Linked DNA regions of Homo sapiens: all the other regions are linked to region 1. A link is a contact called in ENCODE Hi-C or POLR2A ChIA-PET data. All regions are on one chromosome and are shown on one strand. The core of a region is the stretch at or near the end of the contact, and the rest is flanking DNA. Distances in the headings are between cores, read along the strand shown. Region 1 holds the start of PPP1R11 (protein phosphatase 1 regulatory inhibitor subunit 11). Region 2 holds the start of DDX39B-AS1 (DDX39B antisense RNA 1). Region 3 holds the start of HCG15 (HLA complex group 15).

What was found. Hi-C counts contacts between places; a loop is a spot of excess contacts on that map. ChIA-PET counts read pairs that join two places held with the same protein, here RNA polymerase II (POLR2A). Pooled maps may share reads with other maps.
Region 2: a loop to region 1 is called in a map of CD8-positive, alpha-beta T cell, with 7 times the contacts of the local background. The contact joins the promoter of DDX39B-AS1 here to the promoter of PPP1R11 in region 1. A Hi-C loop is called at or near these places in 2 of 168 maps with a recorded cell type or tissue (CD8-positive, alpha-beta T cell and gastrocnemius medialis), 1 of 37 single-sample maps with no recorded cell type and 11 of 50 pooled maps.
Region 3: a loop to region 1 is called in a map of sigmoid colon, with 5 times the contacts of the local background. The contact joins the promoter of HCG15 here to the promoter of PPP1R11 in region 1. A Hi-C loop is called at or near these places in 1 of 168 maps with a recorded cell type or tissue (sigmoid colon) and 7 of 50 pooled maps. POLR2A ChIA-PET finds 5 or more read pairs at or near these places in 2 of 52 experiments (WTC11 and naive thymus-derived CD4-positive, alpha-beta T cell).

Annotation. Positions count from the first base shown.
Region 1 is chr6:30,065,066-30,069,110 of GRCh38, forward strand. It overlaps PPP1R11 (protein phosphatase 1 regulatory inhibitor subunit 11), which reads left to right and starts at 2,133. Exons shown (of 3, transcript NM_021959.3): 1 at 2,133-2,414; 2 at 3,525-3,633; 3 at 4,039-4,045. The coding sequence starts at 2,346.
Region 2 is chr6:31,540,949-31,544,993 of GRCh38, forward strand. DDX39B-AS1 (DDX39B antisense RNA 1) reads left to right here and starts at 1,356. Exons shown (of 2, transcript NR_133675.1): 1 at 1,356-1,448; 2 at 1,761-2,190. It overlaps DDX39B (DExD-box helicase 39B), which reads right to left and starts at 1,055. Exons shown (of 11, transcript NM_004640.7): 1 at 1,002-1,055. It overlaps ATP6V1G2-DDX39B (ATP6V1G2-DDX39B readthrough (NMD candidate)), which reads right to left. Exons shown (of 13, transcript NR_037853.1): 3 at 1,002-1,200. It overlaps SNORD84 (small nucleolar RNA, C/D box 84), which reads right to left and starts at 230; the gene lies at 153-230. It also overlaps ATP6V1G2. RefSeq lists enhancers at 485-1,684, 562-1,483 and a silencer at 797-1,712.
Region 3 is chr6:28,982,361-28,986,405 of GRCh38, forward strand. It overlaps HCG15 (HLA complex group 15), which reads left to right and starts at 2,389. Exons shown (of 3, transcript NR_135289.2): 1 at 2,389-2,624.

The DNA.
Region 1 (4,045 bases), core at 883-3,382:
ATACTATTTAAATCTATTTGGTTCCTGAGTTTAGGTTAAGAAAAACTAGGAATTTGGATAGTGAGACATTTAACAGAAATTTTAACCAGATCTCTTTAGCATATAAATTTGGACAACAAAAAATCTGATACTAAGTAATGCCACTAAGTGATCACTATAGGTGAGTATTTTATTAGTATTGAGATAAATACAATACACAGTTGACCCTTGAACAACACAGGTTTGAACTGCTTGAGTCTACATATATGTGGATTTTCTTCTACTTCTGAGACCCATAAGATAGCAGCACATTTAAGCCCTCCTTTTCCTCCTCCTGAGCCTACTCAACATGAAAATGTGATCCACTTCTACTTAATGAATAGTAAATATATTTTCTTTTCCTTATGATTTTCTTAATAATGTTTTCTCTAGCTTACTTGATTGTAAGATTATATGTATTATAAGTATATAATACATATACAAAATATGTGTTAATCAACGGTTTATGTTATTGGTAAGGCATCTGGTCAACAGTAAAGTTTTGGGGGAGTCAAAAGTTATATATGGATTTTTGGCTGTTCAGAGGGTCAGCACCCCTTACCCCCATGTTGTTCAAGGATGAATTGTATATCTATTATAATAGATTCTTACATAGAAAGAAAGAAAAAAGTAAAGTCACAAGGAATCCTACTCCACAGAGATAACCAAATTATACTGTATATCTGTGCTTGTGTATATGTATGTGGCTCTGTATATGTGTGTTGCTATATATGTGTTTGGTTTTTTTAATGGACTAGACATGCTGAACTATATCTTGCTTTTTTCTGTTTGAACTAAAAACTTTCAAGGGGAACAAATGCATACTCAGGTCCCGCATTCCTTGGCTCAAATAGTGATCAAGGGGTTACTGTAATAATTATCATATAATTGTGTGGCCCTTTATATATATTCAGAGCTCTCAAACATAGCTATCTTGTTTGACCCCCACAGCAACCTGGAGAATGGGCAGGGCAGTCTTCCCCACTGTACGTTTGAACTGTTCTGGCAGTTGACTTTCCTGACCCACTCCTGAAATCTGAAACAAACCTGTTCATGTTTCTACCCTACTTTAAGCCTTTCTCTGGCCCATAACAGTGATTGGATTAAGCTTAATTTCTTAGCAAAGCATACAGGTTCTTCCATATAACCACTGCCTACCTGTCAAGCTTCATCTGGCACTCCCTCAGATCCAAGCGGTACAAAACTCCATTTCCTGTAGTGCACACATCTACAACTTTTTAAGCTGCTCTTCTAAAAAAACCTACTTGTCGGCCTTCCTGGTTCTTGTTTTACCACTTTCTTTTGCTCTCTAAGAAACGTGCATATATTTTTATAAAATAGCCTATACTGTAATTTACGACCATTTCTCTGCTTCATCCTACTCATCACCCCAGAGAGAACGAATATGTTGGCAGTATGTAACTACATTCAGATTTACAAATCAGACATGGCATTTGTTAATGCCCCAGTGTTTCATATTTTTGTTAGTTTTCAGCATGCCTGTCTTTCCTACTAGAGCTAAAAGGCAGGGTCTGAGCGTCTTACGCGCCTCCATCTTCAAGGCGTAGCACAGTGACTGAAAAAAACTGACGTTGAACGTGCACTAAACTGAACTGCTCAAACACCTACAGGCACAGGGCGAGGGGTAGAACCACATCGCTTGACTCTTAAGTGTGTTTCCAACTGCTCCCACTTCCCGTTTTCTTTAGAGAAACCCAGACCAAACAAGGAAAGGGAAATAGGCCACGGTAGGGTCATTACTATTGCTCCTTAAGCTTCCTCGCCGGTCCACCTACCCAGACAAGGCAAACGGAAATCTGCAGCAGGACTCAGCTTGGTGCACACAACTCCGCCCTCGCCACACCCACTCTGCAGCGTCTGGCCCGGCAATACCCATCTGGGCGCCCCTCCTGCTTCCTCTAGGCTGTGAGTACGCGTGCTGCCCCAGACTCTCCCTCCTCCACCCACACCCGCAGTGACACCCCTTCCGCCAAATTTGTTTCTCTTTCTTTCAGCGCCTGCGCGCTGTCACGTTACGGCGGAACTAATCCAGCGACGCCTGCGCTTTGACGCATTTGGTGCCGTGGAAGGGAAAAAGGGGGACTGCAGTATGCGTCACACCCGGAAGCGGCGAGCCGGAAGTGGGGTTAGCCAGGTTATCCCCAGGGGTGGAGAAGCGGAGGCCCAGGAGGAGGGGGAATAAAGAAGGTGGAGGATCCTGGCTACCACTCTGAATCCGATACCGCTTCTCTTAGACCTCAGCGACAGAAAAAGGGAAGGGTGTCTCATCCCCCTTCCTCCTCTCCTCCCTGTCCTGAGCCTTAGCCATGGCCGAGGCAGGGGCTGGGCTGAGCGAGACCGTCACTGAGACAACGGTTACCGTGACAACCGAGCCCGTGAGAAAGGCGGGGGGGCGGTGCTGTTTAGGGGTCTGGGAGATACTGGGAGGGAGGGGACAGGGATTAGAAGAGTTGTTGGAGGAGCTAGGCCTAGGGATATGGGAGGTGTGGGGTTGAATATCTAGGGCTGGGAGAATCGGAAGGTATTGGAGCTATTTGGAGTGGCAGAGATGGTGCAGGAGGCAGGTCAAGGAACTTGTAATAGGGAGGTACAGTTAGGATATAGGTGTTGCTGCTTGGGGTGGTTATGTGTGTAAGTAATAAACGAAAGGGAAATTGAGGATTAAGGAGCCAGGAAGATGTTGGGAGGAAATCAAAGGTAGTGTAAGAAAGCATGGTTGGAGGCCAACTTATCAATATTATCAATATTGATATTCGAATAAATATTTATTGAATGGATGAATGTAAAAGGAAGTGGCAGGAATGAGGAAACAAGAAAAGGAGATGAAAAGAGGTATTTTGAGAAATCAGAGAGCAAAGATGTAAATGGAGAAACAAGAAGTATTTATCCAAAAACATGTTAAGTTGCCTTCAAAGGGAGAAGGTTGCATTGGGCTTAATACTCTTGGATTAAAGGAAGTTTAGTAATTAATAGATTAGTAATACTTGCTACTAGAGATGCCAGGATGCCAGAGAATAGGTGGATAAGAGGTAGGGAGGGCTGGAGCTTGAGAATGAGAGAGGTTTTGTTTGTTTTTTTAAGAGAAAAAGAATAGGGGATCTGGAAAAAGGAAGGGAGATCAAAGATTAGGTGCTGGGGACTGAAAAATAATTTTCATGTATTAATACTACCAAGGATGATTTGGGGAGGAAGACGGAGAAACAGCAAGGATTATATTTTCCTTTGAAGAGTTGCTGGGACCTTTCCTAGGTTAGGAATTGTGTCTTCTCTTATACTGGTGGTATAAGAACAGGAAATAATACTTATTCCTCAAGGGACTATCTGAGGTAAAAGACCTGTTCTGTTTTATCTTCTGTCAGCTCCTCTGGTGCTATGCCTATGGTACTGATTGAGCTAAAGAAGAAAAGAGAGGAGGTTCCCTGGGAGGGAGTGGGAAAGGTTAGTAAGAGGGGACTAGATAGGTATGCTCATCCTTAACCTTCTAGGAGAACCGGAGCCTTACCATCAAACTTCGGAAACGGAAGCCAGAGAAAAAGGTAGAATGGACAAGTGACACTGTGGACAATGAACACATGGGCCGCCGCTCATCCAAATGTGAGTAATTGTTGGCCCGCAGTAGCCCTGGAGTTCTGGCTCCCTTCAGCATATCTTGTATCTACTCATATCCACTGGCTTTCCAGAAGCCCCCAGATGTTCATAGTTCTGTCACTTTTTTGGTGGTGCTGTGGTATCAGGGAAAGAGGTAGGGAAGGGCTAGAACTGGAATTGCCTAGGTCTGACAGCAAGAAGTGTCAGAGGTGGGAGAAGTGGGGCTTTGAATTCGTGGCTCTCTAAGAGGACAAGAGGGGTGGGGCCTGAGTCCCAGAGGGTGGGCCTGGGGAAGCTGGATCCTGGAAGGTAGGAGAAAATAGGAATTTTCACTGAGTTTGAGTGGGAATGGAACTGACTATATATCTTACCCTTCCTCCTCTTTAACTGGGCTCCTCCCTCTAAATCTAGGCTGCTG
Region 2 (4,045 bases), core at 106-2,605, 1.5 Mb after region 1:
GTGAGGAAATAGAATAGATAATAAAAGGTAAAATACGACTAATAACTTAGTAAAGTGGAAAATGGAGATGACAAGTAGAGTCCTGAAAAGTCCTCAAAGGAAGACTCCGCTTTCCCTATTATAATCCCACCGTTATGGATGCCTAACTCAGCAGCCATCAGTCAAGGGTGATAGATGAGGGTCATCACTGCGCAAAGCGCTCACCTTTCGAAAAGAAAACATCATATGGCCGCCGTCCACCTCCCATAGCTCTCAGCCTCCCACTTCTCAGTATCCTCCCTTCCGCTGTTTAAGCAAGCCTTGTGTAATTAGCATGGGGGGGAGGGGCGGTGCAAGACAAATGGCTCGGCCACAAAAAAACAAAATTCATGTCTCCACCCTACAATAAGAAAGCTAATAGGTGACAGAGAAAGGCAATCCCCGCCCAGGCTTTAACAGGATCTTTACCAAGTGGTCTCACATCACTGTTACGCTACGAAGGTGAGACTCCTTTTGGAGAAACATACAATGACACCAATCGTATCGTAAACACTTGGAAGGCACTCCAAATTAAGTTGGGCAAGTCAAGGTGAGAAAAATCCAACTGGGCCCAGAAACCAGCTCCTCCTCCCAGTCCCACCGAGGGCCGAGAAAGAGCTCAAGAAAGGACAAGGAAGGTGAGAAGAGCCCCGCCCTCCGCAAATACCAAGACCAAGGGACGCCGAGCGCCGCCTCTCATTGATGCTGAGGCCTCCAATATGAGAAGAACCCATTGGAAGAAGGGAGCAAAACGAACACAATGGCGCCGAGGACACCATCTTGGATTGGGTCCCCCCTTAGCTTCCCTTCCTTCCCCCAGGAGCTCTTTGCTCTCGAAAGGGATGCAAGCTAAGGAAATAGCGAACCAACTAGGCCCCAGCGACCAGACCATCGCCTGTGAAAAGGGTATCAGGAACCCATGTGACGGGATGGGTGCGGAGAAGCGCAGATGGAAACGGATTGTAGCGAAGGCCAAAGCTTACCTAAACAGGGAGAGCGCGTATGGCGGCAGCAACAGCGACGAAGGAGGGAAATCTGCCTTCACTTCCGGTTGCAGGCTTCCCTCTACTCCAGCCTCCCGCCTTCTTGGCTGCAAGAGCGCAGGCGCAAGGGACCGGAAACAGGGCCTTCCGCGGTTATACAGATCCGTGCGCTCCAGGCTTGCCTTTGGAAAATGCCTGTCTGAAATTTGTTTTAAAACCGTTTCTAACTTCACTGCTACCGCCAGTAACAAAAGATATAAAGGAAACTAACGTCTCCCCCCCACTGTTATCTTTATTCTCTTATCCTACTCCTCTCCATGCCCCTCATCTCTTCGTTTAGGTTTTTGCCACGCAGGTCTTCTCTGTAGGCACCCCTCCATGGATGCGCGAGGAACGAGTGTGGCGAAGGCTGCGAGTTCCCACGGGGTCCTTGGCCCGGTAGTGAAGGTGACCTGAGGACTGCTGGGCACGCACTAGGAACCGGCAGGCCCTAGCTGAGGGGAGGGAGGAGGGAAGTCTCAGGGAACTGGATTGCTCGGGGGTGTTTCCCGACTCTTTCCCAGTCGTGGGGCTGGTGGGCGGTATTTTCCCAAAAGGATGCTGTCCGAGGTAGCTGATGCCCTAGGGCCAGTGAGTCAGGAAGGTGTTCTGAATCCGAGCGGGAAGACGGGGTCTGGATTCGGCCCCAAGTGTTAATAGTAGGGCTTGAGGGTTATACTACATTCCATTAATACTGTTTTTGTTTTTGTTTTGAGACAGAGTCTCGCCCTGTCGCCCAGGCGGGAGTGCAATGTCCTGATCTCGGCTCACTGCAACCGCTGCTTCCCGGGTTCAAGCGATTCTCCTGCCTCAGCCTCCCGAGTAGCTAGGATTACAGGCGCCCGCCACCACGCCCAGCAAATTTTTGTTTTTTTAGTAGAGACGGGGCTTCACCCATGTATGACCTCAGGTGATCCACCCACTTCGGCCTCCCAGAGTGCTGGGATTACAGGCGTGAGCCACCGCGCCCGGCCCATTAATACTGTTAATTCGAGCAGAATGTTCTTGGCCCCGCCCCAACAGCCCCATTGTTCAACCTGGATTTTTTTCCTGAATGAAACATTTGCTATCCCCGTCTTTGAGATGGGGAGCTACAAAAGTAAGACCTGATGTCCTGCTGTGTAATAAAACAACAAACGTTTGGCCCTCTCCCTGTTAACATACTTAATCATTTAATACTAAGGAGTAGGTACCGTTATTCTCATCTTATTGACAGAAGCGAAGCAAAGCAACATATCTCAAGCAGTACGGCTGGTGAGGTTACAGCCAGGATGCAAACATCTCTCATTCTCTATTGTATTCTGCCTCCCTGCTCAAAGAATCTGGTTAGTAAATACACTGCAGGTTACCTTATTGGTTCAAATTCTTGGTGAAGTAAGCTTGTCTTCAGTGACAAATGAAGTAACTAATTCAAGAATGGTGTCATAGAAGGTATTTTCCCAAGTATCATTTAATTTATTCAAAAGTATTTATCAACTGCCTCCCTTGTGCCACATGTTGTCCTAGGATCTGGGGACACAACGGTGAACAGCCCTGTTCTCACAGTGTTTACATTACAGGAAAGAAAACACATAAACACAAATATAATGTCAAGTATCGATAAGTGGTCAGGGTGCAGTGGCTCAGGCCTGTAACCCAACCCTTGAGGAAGCCGAGCCCGAAGGATTGCTTGAGCCCAGGAGTTTCAGACCAGCCTGGGCAAGTGAGACCCCATCTCTACAAAAAATTTTAAAATTAGCAAGGCATAGTGGCACTCGCCCGTAATCCCAGCTACTCAGGAGGCTGAAGTGGGAGGATCATTTGAGTCCAGGGGGTCAAGGCTGCCGTGAGCTGGAACTCCAGCCTGGGCAACACAGCAGGACCTTGTCTCAAAAAACCAGTAGCAGTAAGTGCTATGAAGAAAATGCAAGGTAAAGGGGCAAAGAGCACTTGCTCCTACACTCCAGCTTTTCTCTACAGTTGCGATCTATAGTCCTCAGATTCCCAAATGAGGAACCATGTTTCTCACTTTAGAGAAATAATAAAGTACTACTTGTTCTTGTTTCTCCAAGAAGTTTCAAAGGATAGCCATTTGGGCTGTTTAGGGAATATGTAAACAAAAAACAAGAAAGTGACTGAAGGCCAGGCACAGTGGCTCACACCTCTAATCTCAGCACTTTGGGAGGCCAAGGCAGGTGGATCACTTGAGGTCAGGAGTTTGAGACCAGCCTGACCAACATGGCGAAACCCCATCTCTACTAAAAATACAAAAAATAGCCAGGCGTGGTGGCACACACCCATAATTCCAGCAACTTGGGAGGCTGAGGCAGGAGAATCGCTTGAACCTGGGAGGCAGAGGTTGCAATGAGCTGAGATCACGCCATTGTATTCCAGCCTGGGCAACAAGAGCAAAACTCCATCTCAAAAAAAAAAAAAACAAAGTGACTGAAAATGAGAAATGATGAGGCAAAAGGAGGCTGCTTCAACTCACCAATTTATTTGCCAATAATTATTTTATTGATACTTTTTTTATTGTTACAATGGGAAAGTAAGGTGTCAAGGATATAGAAAGGAAGGGCATGCATATGAGGGAACACAGTATCATTTTAGATCTTAGAAAGCAATGAGCATCTGATAAGTCTTTGGGGAAATAGGAAAGGAGGAAAATCTAATAAAGACAAAGATCAGCAAAAGAAAAACAAAGAGAGGCTACAAAATGCAGTTATCTACCTGGAATTATAAGAGAGGGGCTAAATGTAGTCATCTCCTCTTTTTGGAGATCAGAAGGTCTCTGGGAAAAGAGAAGAACCAATTTTTCAGAAAATAACTAGGGTCACAGAATGAACAAGTGGAATTAGAGAGCCAGTGATGGACGTGAGGAAACAGCTGTGTAGGTTTTGACCAGTGAGCAGGTGGTGGTAATAGTATCACAGGGTTGCTACTTACTGAATCACTGCTACAACATGCAAGGAACTGTGCTAGACTTTACAGAATGATTCCTAATCATTGAAGCAACCCTCACAAGG
Region 3 (4,045 bases), core at 1,139-3,638, 1.1 Mb before region 1:
TTTCATAGGAGGCATTTTCTGCATAGAAACCCTGTTCCTGTTTTAGTATTCCAGGTACAAAATGACAAGCAATGTAATTTTCAATTATTTTAAAACATTTATTAATGAATACTTAATCTAGCGTAGACCGAGTGTCCGGCATTGTTCTAAGTAAGCGCTTTAACATTTTTAACTCAATTGGGTGATTCAGTAAGCGGGAAATTCCGGAGACAATCCATTAGGAGTTAGTTGAGATTAGCATAACCTTTTGAAAAGACAGTTATGAAGATGACAGAGAAGAAATGGCGAAGTCATTTCTGGGAGATTTGATCGCTGTGTTCAAGCTTCTGAAGCTGCTAGAGCCTCGGTGGTTTAGACACCTACTCTATCTTCCTCGGATTTCTCTGTAAGTTTCACGCTGCTCCAACTGGGCGCTAGGGGATAGCCCTAGAAATACCTACACAGTAATTTAATATTCTGGGCCAAAGCAGTTTCAGGACTGCTTCATCTCTCCAGCGCTTCAACCTTTTTTCCCCTATGAAGGTACAAATTATGTTTTTTTCCTAAGAGAGGATAGGAGAAGGTCATAAACATGAAATTAAAACCTGCTGTCACAAAACTGAGAAACAGGCAAACAATGAATTCAGCACCATCTCTGAATGCACATTTGGTAAATTTACCGAGAGCTACTGGAGAAAAAGCAGACTTTTTGTTTCTCTCCTGACAAGGTTTGGTGACCCTGTGCTAACTGGTTCCTGTCTGACAATATCGGGGCATGAATCTTTGTTTCTTGGTCTGTCTAAAGAGCAGCTATTGCTTATTATTTCTTTCTTATATCTGCTAAGAGTTTGGGGCACGTATGACTTCTCTACAAGTTTCCAAACAAAGATCGTGGTGCTCCTGATCTTATTTCACCAACAAATGGAATATGTGATTTTTTGTTTGTTTTTTGAAATGGAGTCTCTCTTTGTCGCCCAGGCTGGAGTGCAGTGGCCCGATCTCAGCTCACTGCAACCTCCGTTTCCCGGGTTCAAACAATTCTCCTGTCTCGGCCTCCCGAGTAGCTGGGATTAAAGGCACGTGCCACCACTCCAGGTTAATTTTTGTATTTTTAGTAGAGACGCGGTTTCACCATGTTGGCCAGGCTGGTCTCGAACTCCTGATCTCAAGAGACCCACCCGCCTCAGCCTCCCGAAGTGCTGGGATTACAGGCGTGAGCCACCGCTTCCAGCCAGGATGTGATGTTGTTATGATCCAGTTAAATGAAGCAGGACTTTTTCTAATTAATTGCACTTTCTCTTCTCTTCCCTGGCTCCATATATTCACAGTTTCCAAAACTTCCTTGAGATGGGACACTCTTTTGTCATCTTGTCAGTTCTGTCCTTGAATTAATAAACTTTGACACATACATAAGATCAATTTGACTAAGAAATCTTATTTTGACATAGACATAAAAGTAATATGGTTTGTAAAATTCCTGTATATACGGAAGCCTTTTAATCTAATGTTTCATAGGAATTCAACCCTCTAGGCCTGCTGGTGATCAGTTCTTGAAAAGCACCCTCTTTTCGTGATATCACACGTTGTCTCCTCTATGTGCAGCAAGAATCTCTTGCTTCATTAGTTTTTATGCCTCTGCTTTCAGAAAACAGTCTGGTTGGGACCCCTGTGAAAGGAACTGTCTGGCTTAACTTATCTTGATTAATGCCTCTTTTTTTCTTTTCTTTTCTTTTCTTTCATTTTCCACATAAAGCTAATTGGATTAGAGAAAAAGAACTCTTCTTCGAATGCTACCAGTTTCTTTCCTTCTCATCTGAGCTATTATTCATTGTCCATAGGAAAAAAAATTCCCTAATTTTGGCACGGTAGGTTCTGTTTATTCACCAGACTTGCTACCGTTTACTCGTCAGCTCAGAGAGAACGTCGAAAAAATATAACAAAACCAAAATATGCATCAAGACAAGAGGAGGAAAGAGAATGTGAAAGACTACTAAAAAAAAAAAAAAAAAAAAAAAAAGTCAACAGCTAGGGTCAAGGAATCAATCTGCAAATATTCAGAGCCAGTAGGCTTGTACTACACTAGTCACTATGGAAAATGAAAAATGACCAAGACAGAAATCTCACCTCTTAACACCCCCCAAATCCCAATTTTCTCAACTGTAAAATGGGAATAAAAGTATTACAGTATTTACTATATAAAGTTGCGATGAGTCAATAACATAATACACAAAAGCAGTCAGCCAATTATCCAAATCCGTGTTATTAATATTATCATCATCATCATTCTTCTCACCGTACTTGGGGAATGAAGGAGACAGATACTGTGAGTAAGTTTTCCTTTTTTTTTTTTTTTTTTTTTTTTTTAGACAGAGTCTCGCTCTGTCGCCCAGGCTGGAGTGGAGTGGCGCCATCTCGGCTCACTGCAAGCTCTGCATCCTGGGTTCACGCCATTCTCCTGTTTCAGCCTCCAGGTAGCTGGGCCTACCGGCGCCCGCCACCACGCCCGGCTAATTTTTTGTATTTTTAGTAGAGACGGGGTTTCACCGTGTTAGCCAGGATGGTCTCGATCTCCTGACCTGGTGATCCGCCCGCCTCGGCCTCCCAAAGTGCTGAGATTACAGGCGTGAGCTACCGCGCCCCGCCAAGTGAGTAAATTTTCTATTGGGCACAGAGTTACCTGCTAAAATGAAGTGTGGAAAAATACAATGGGGTGTGTGTATGTGAGAGAGAGAGGGAGATTTGGAGGTGGGGTGGGGAAGACCCTATTTGAAGTGGGCTTTGAAGAATGAACAAGATTTTTATTAGGGAACAAAATGGAAACCAGCATTCCAGGACAAGCGTCTCAGGAGAAGCAAAAGCGCAGAGTTGTGAAAGCTCTTAGATTTTCAGAACTTTGAATTCTGAACTATATATAAACCTGGAAAATCTCGGTTAACTATGGGATGGCATCAAGATTTCAATTTCAAGCTTTCTGGTCATGCACAGTAAAGCTGGAATTAGAGTCTCTTACGTATGGCAGTTGTTGACAAGTCCGTACAGGTACCTAAGTGCTTCCCAGAAAATTCCTCAAGTTGGTAGGTCCTGGGGGAATCAGTTTAGTTCTAAAGAGAGGACTCATCAGAGATCTGTTCAACTTCCAGGAATCTGTGAGGATAGCTCCAAATCTCACTCTCATGCCCAGCCTATCAAACAAAGCAAACCGGTTGGACTGAAGCTGTGGGATCGGGACTGAAATAGAACCAGCGAGAAAGGCAGTCCTCCTCGATTCCTAGAGAGAACACATTCAGCCAGCAGTTGGATAGAGGATACTAGCAAGTCCCTCGCCAGGGCGGGGGAGCAGAGACACATTCCTGTCCCGTTTACATTCTTCCTCTGGCGGAGGCGGGAGGGTCGCTTGAAGCCTCGGATTTCGAGATCAGCCAGGACAAAAAAGCGAGACCCCCGTTTCTACCAAAAAGGGGGGGGGGTGGGCGGGGGGAAGAGAGAGAGAGAGAGAAAGGAAAAGAAAGAGAAAGAAAAGAAAGAAAAACTAGGCGCGGTCACGTGTACGTGTAGTTCCAGCTGCTCGGAGGTTGAGGCGGGAGGATCTCTTGAGCCCAGAAGTTCGAGGCCGCAATGAGCTCTGATCGTGGCAGAGCGAGGCCCTGGCTCAAATACATACATACTTTGTTCTGACTTTGTGTGCCCTTACTCTTTCCTCAGGTGCACGCTTGGGCTCGTTACTGCTCAGAATTTTAGAATCACAGATCCAGCAGTGATCAGGCAGCTGCAGCTGTCAGGGACCACCACCACCTACGCGATTGATCCGTGGGAGAAGCCGTCCTACTCTTTTCTTTCTCCTTTGTCCTTCTCATTCCTGACCCCTTCAGGATTCTCAGTCTTCCCTCCGGGAGGTAGGGATTCTACGGAGAGAGAAGGGTTGTGGGGCTTGTTCTGTTGCGGGTTCAAACCCAAATTGTCTTTTTCTTTTCAGACTTTTGGCCAGTCTTGTCTCGCTCCAACCTCCTACCCCCACCCCATTCCTCAGTGCATTCGTGAATTTCTCCAAGCAGGCCTTTCCAGATCG